2 separate regions of the Homo sapiens genome follow, and region 1 is linked to region 2. Evidence: chromatin loops called from intact Hi-C (ENCODE). Cell type or tissue: A673. All regions are shown on one strand. Links, peaks and the distances in the headings refer to the core of each region. The heading gives the core; the rest is flanking DNA. Region 1 has its middle 10 kb from the start of OSTM1-AS1. Region 2 overlaps SESN1 (sestrin 1).

Region 1 (2,922 bases), core at 281-2,780, 960 kb before region 2:
GCTGCAGGTACTTACAAACTAGTAGAAAAAATAAAAGATGTATACAATTAACTGCCTTATGAGGTAGTTATGATATAAGAAGAAAATTGAAGGAAAAGTTAGTTATGATATGAGGAGAGTTTAAAGGTGGAAGAAATGACAAGGAAGTCGTTTTTGGAAGAGTGGCATTTGAGCTTTACCTTAAAGATGGGTAAGCCTCCAATAAATGAATGGATTAGGGTGGTTTCCAAGAAAAGAAAATGCTTGTGGCTTGACATGGATGCAGAAGAAATAGGAGGTTTGAAAGAAGTCCCTGTGGAATATCAGTACACATAGGAGAGTATGGGAGAGAAGGTAGAAAGATGAGGGAGCAAACACGGAGGCACATAGTGATTGTGGATTCAAGAGAGGCTTTAGAAGGAGCTCAGCCACACTAATGCCACCTTTGCTCTTCCTTGATTAACCCAAAGTGCTCACTCCAGGTAGACAGTGATACGCTCACCAGTGAGATCTTATCTCTGATGTCACTTTTTCTTTCCTTTTTTCTTTTTAACTGCTTGGCTCTGGACATCAGCAGAGGCTTCAGGACAGTGGTTCTTCCTTGTTTTTGTTTTGTTTTGTTTTTTTGAGATGGAGTGTCACTCTGTCACCCAGGTTGGAATGCCGTGGTGCATCTCAGCTCACTGCAGCCTCCACTTCCTGGGTTCAAGAGATTCTCCCGCCTCAGCCTCCCAAGTAGCTGGGACTACAGGTGCTTGCCACCACGCCCAGCTAATTTAGCTAACTTTTTTTTTCTTTTTTGTATTTTTAGCAGAGACAGGGTTTCACCATGTTGGCCAGGTTGGTCTCAAACTCTTGACCTCAGGTGACCCACCCGCCTTGGCTTCCCAGAGTGTTGGGATTACAGGTATAAGCCACTGCACCCAGCCCTTCCTTCACTGTTTTGCTCTAGTGTCTGAAATTCCTCTATCCCTTGGGCTCCAACCTGTGCCCCAGATGTTCCCTGCTAAAATTGAATAACAGATAAATACCAGAGAGGATTGGGGCTTGTATTCTAGCCATTATAGATTGGAGTTTTGTCTTAGTTGCCATCACCTGTAGAAGACTGAGAGGTCAAGATGGGAGGTAGAGGTTTGTTTGGAAAAAAGAGAAGAAAGATTCTGGATGCTCTCTAGGGCAGGCAGACAGTAGTTGCAATGTCCAACAGAAACCTCGATCTGCCCTCTGTAATCACAGAACTTCCAGACTTACACTGGAGAGAAATTGAAAATTAGGTGTCCTTGCCTGACCCCTGACACTGGCCAGGCCACAAGGATTAAGGAAACAAGCTTGATCAAGGCATAAAAGGTCAGTCTCTCTGAGCCTCATTCCTCCCAGCTTTCTCCACCTGAATTCCATCTGCTATATAGCCTCTCCTGTTCTCTGTCTTCCAATTTTCCTTTTCGTTATTTATCCTTTCCTTCCCCTCTACTCCCTCTTTCTTCCCCACTCTTTCTTGTACAGAAGTTTAAGCATGCGATTCCCTCAAACCTTATATTCTTAAACTTTCGTTTTCTTCCACCAGGGGTCGGCTTTGTTTCTTTTTTCCGAGACTGATGCGGCTCCCCTACTGCCAGAGATCTTAGTCCAGAAACAGCCTTTTTTGGGAGGTGTGGGAGATGCCGTGGTCAGCCCAAGGGCGAGATGCGCCTCGGGGTCGGAGTCGCCCGAGTGGAGACTGGACACTCCATGGGGGAGGCTGGAACCCCCTGTGCCACAGATAAATGCTCGTTCTCCACCACATGTGAGGCATTTGAATAGGAGCAAGTCTCCCGGGTTGGGAATACTAGGAAGTGCTGGGGGACAGGCAAGGTCACGGCATCCAGGCTGCAATGCAAATGCCTAGGTAGTGCGCACGGCAGCGGTAATCCAGAATCCTGCCCAAAGAGGGTCCCGCAATCACCGCCCACTTCCAGGCGGGCTTGGGGAGCCGAGGGACTTCGCCTGCTTGGGTCAGAGCCCAGGAGGTGGCGTGGTGGTGGTGGTGGACGGGCCTGAGCGTCTCAGCCCTGACGGTCTAGGCCAGGTTTGTCCGCGGGGCCAAGACTCAAAGGCCGAGGTCTGTGCCTCCAGCTGTCCCACCAGCCAGCCAGTGTACTAGGCGCAAACAACCAAAGCCCACTCGCCTGCGAAGCCAGGATGGGACATTCATCTCCAAAAGCCTTTTCTTCCTCTTCTTCTGTTTCTTCCCATTTATGTCCCTCTGGCTGCAAACCAAGAGAGGCGCCCAAATATGAAAGTCAAGTCGAATTGAAAGCGTATGGCTTGTGCGCTCCCAACGCCCTCCCCTGTTTTTAAAATTGTGTTTCAAAACAACATGGTGACTTTTGGACAAGATTTTTCTATTTCGCCCACACCACAATAGAGATGCAATGAATGCTGCTGGTGAAATGTTTGGCTGTGTCAAATTCAGTCCCGCAGGCTGGCTTGGGCCAGCACTGGGGCTCCGCTTTGTGTTATGTTCACGGAGAAGATATTAATTAAAAGAAATACATGATTAAAAAGTAATGAGTTGAATAAAAATTATCTCAGCTCATTTTCTGATTATGTTAATTGTTAAAAACCCTTCAATCACGCCGTTGCAGTCAATGGGCTTTAATGTGAAATTAGTGGGCTCTTGATAACTTACAGTCCAGAATAATCCTGGCGGTTTAGTCATCATTCCTAATAACAAGGATGTTGCTAAGAACAGAAATTTTACATGATTTTCATACATTCAGCCCTTCCCCCCACGTGTCATTAAAAAAAAAAAAAAGGCTTAGCCTGCCTGCGATTTCCAACTTCTCTTTCCACGGATCGACCGCGGCCTTGGCAAGGACTTGAGTCTGCGTTCCAGCCCCTTCCGCTCCCAGCGCGCACGCAGCCTCTCGCCTTTGCGTCGGCGGGTTGCTGGTTGCCGGTACC
Region 2 (2,922 bases), core at 269-2,768:
CAAAAAAGAAAAAGGACCTAGCTAGCTGTTAAGAATTAATTATTTCAGCTTCCTGAAAGGCAAGTTTCAATGATAGGTTATCTATGTGTGAATTAGCCATAAATATTTTTATTGTATAGTGGGTGATTTCCCTTCTATAGTCAGTAGTTTACAACAAGTATGTTGTTGAATATAACTCCAGTCCTTGAGAAACACAAGCATAATTTCCCTAAGTCACATATAATTTCCCCAAGTCGCATGTTTTTAGAGAAAGGTAAATTTGTTCCTTCTGCCCTCTAAAAACCATGAAATGCATCTCTAGACTAAGAAATGATTTAGGCTTCTGTATCATTTTTCAGCTTCATAGTATATTGTTGATTTTACTTTTTTTAATAAACAAAACACAGTACTACTAAAATGTAAAATGACACAATGGAGAGAGCAGGCAAGTAAAACAGTAACTTTTGATTCTTGATGCCTCATGTTTAATTATACAATGACTGAACCATAATGTGGTAGAGCTCTTAATACAACATACCCAAATTATTGCATGGCTAATTCAAGGAGTTTAAAGTAAACAGGAATATAAAGATGCTTAAATAAATACTTAAGGCCAGCTGTGTTTGTGACTTGAAAGAGAGCTAAGGCAACACGATAGTTGACTACGGAATCACCAAAAAATACAGACATTTTATCTAGTCAATTTTTTTTTTAATAAAATGGCAAAGATATTTGAATTAAGCAGATTTAGAAAAAATTATAAATAGGTAAATTTTTATTATTTGCATTCAATAGAATAAAAAATAAAGTGTTTTTTTGTTTGTTTTTTTAGTTTCAAGAGGCAGTATAGTATTGAAATTAACAAAATAAACTCTGGAGACCAAATGTCTGAGTTTGAATCCTTGCTCTGCCATCTGCACTAGCTAGGTGAACAGGGGCAAATTAGATAACCTCTTTGTGTCTCAGCCTCCTATTAAATGGGTGAATGCATGTACAGAGTTTAAAGTGGCACCTGCAAAAAAAAATCCAAGCATTTGAATGTAAGCTCTACGAGGGTAGTGATTTTTATCTATTTTTCCCTTTAGTGCATATGAGTACCTAGAACAGTACTAAAGATGGTAGGTGCTCAAAAAATATTTGTGAAATGAATGACTGTTATCGTTGTTATTATATGGTTATTTTCTCAATAGATGGAAACACTAAATCAGTTAAGCTCGGCTATTTAAACTTGGAAACTTTGGTCTCTTTTCCCCAACCCCCCTTTAAAAACATAAGTGTTGTGACATTGCAAACCCGTCTTCTCCTAAGACCCACAGCACCAAAATATGGGCAACAAACTAGATTTTGGTTGAGCAAGAGTGCCATCTAGCGCTCATAAAAGCTAAAAGCTGAGAATTAGGAGTAAATTTTTATTCAGTGTAAACACAAAGGGGAAAAAACCCACAAATGCAAAACTCATTAGGAAAAAATATTCTTCATTAACAGCCAAGGTGTTTGAAAGAAAGTTATTTCTAAATAAAAATCTCAGCTTTAAAAGTTGGTATATACCATATTAGAAGAGACATTTCAGAGAGTACAGTTTACTGAAGTTCTACTTACCTTAAAAGCCACTCTTCTATGAATAGAAAGTGGTGTTTTGACTTATTTTCTTTTTAATGACATGTGTTTGGTCTCATTATAATAGATTAACTCATTATAGAAATCTTGGAAAAATTAAGAAAAGCATAAACCACTGCCAAGAGAGATAACCGCTATTAGTATTGGGACATACAGTCACGTGTCACATAATAACATTTTGGTCAACAATGGACCATATATACTATGGTCATCCCATAAAATTATCATGCAACATTTTTACTGTGCCTTTTCTATGTTTAGATAACACAAATACCATTGTGTTACAATTGCCTATTCATTACAGTAATGTGCTATCGAGGTTTGTAGCCTAAGAGCAATAGCCTAGATATGTAGTAGGCTATACCATCTATGTTTGTGTAAGTACATTCTATGATGTTTGCACAATTATGTAATTGCCTAACAATGCATTTCTCAGAATATATCTGTCATTAAGCAACACATAACTGTATATATGTGTGTATATATGTATATACCTTCTAGATTTAAAATATACATTAAAAATAGTTTAATTTTAATAAAACATTTGGCCAAGATGCTAAAAATGAAATGAGAAAATTATAAATATTGATAATTTGTTTCTCTACTAAAATCAAGAGCTTTCTCTGTCATTGAAAAGCTCTCATCTCAACATTGTATTCAGTGGGTTAAATTTTTAAAATAAATTGCTATAAATTATGTAATCATTTGTGGGTAGCTCTACAATAGCCAAAATACATAAGAATTATGGTTTATAAAGTGAAAAAAGACAAAATTATTTCATCTGTTCCTTATAAATAACACAAAATTGATAGTAAAGTACACCAACTTGACTTTGGGTGATCTGAATAAAATTTGGGTTTGCTTAATATTTAATCTCACTCCTTATTCATTTGACAATGCTCATTAAAGTTTTGGGATTTGCTTTTAATTCTCTTTCCCCTCAAATCATAGACACAGAAGAGATTTGACTCACAGCTCACTAGAGAAGTATCAAATGATGAAAAGAAAGCTGACTGCCATTTCCTACCTTTTGGACAAATGCTGTTTTGCTTTTAGTACCAAGAATGGGAAGTAAAACATTTCCTAAAGTTGCATAGGAATAATGGTTGACAAGAGTCATGGAGGAAAGGAAGAACGAGGAAGATGAAGAAGCTGCTAGAGCCAGGCAGGCCTCTCCCACTGAGGCATGGTGAGCCCCACCTAGTGAGGGGGCAGGCACTGGGGTAGAGCATCTATTGTTCAGGCTGGTGTGAGGCTCCTTTATCTGGAGAATGGTTGCAAAGGTAGGAAGAAGTCGAGACTGGACTCATACTATCACTAGCTGAA

The links. Peaks named below come from ENCODE experiments on the same cell type or tissue, not always from the same donor. Only the 100,000 strongest peaks of a DNase experiment are listed, where the experiment ranks them.
Region 1: it touches region 2 in a loop (3-fold over the local background); 4 of 110 quality-filtered maps call a loop at or near these places.

The regions. Positions count from the first base shown.
Region 1 is chr6:108,112,096-108,115,017 of GRCh38, forward strand. No RefSeq gene overlaps it. Among named protein-coding and RNA genes, the nearest start is that of OSTM1-AS1, 10 kb to the right of the region's middle. In A673, for the core only: CTCF peaks have their summits at 1,547 (motif pointing right) and 1,746; a DNase peak (open chromatin) is centred at 1,556; H3K4me3 peaks cover 1,209 bases; H3K27me3 peaks cover 2,206 bases.
Region 2 is chr6:109,072,218-109,075,139 of GRCh38, forward strand. All of the region lies in intron 1 of SESN1 (sestrin 1), which reads right to left. Among named protein-coding and RNA genes, the nearest start is that of SESN1, 21 kb to the right of the region's middle. In A673, for the core only: CTCF peaks have their summits at 1,337 (motif pointing left) and 1,538; a DNase peak (open chromatin) is centred at 1,314.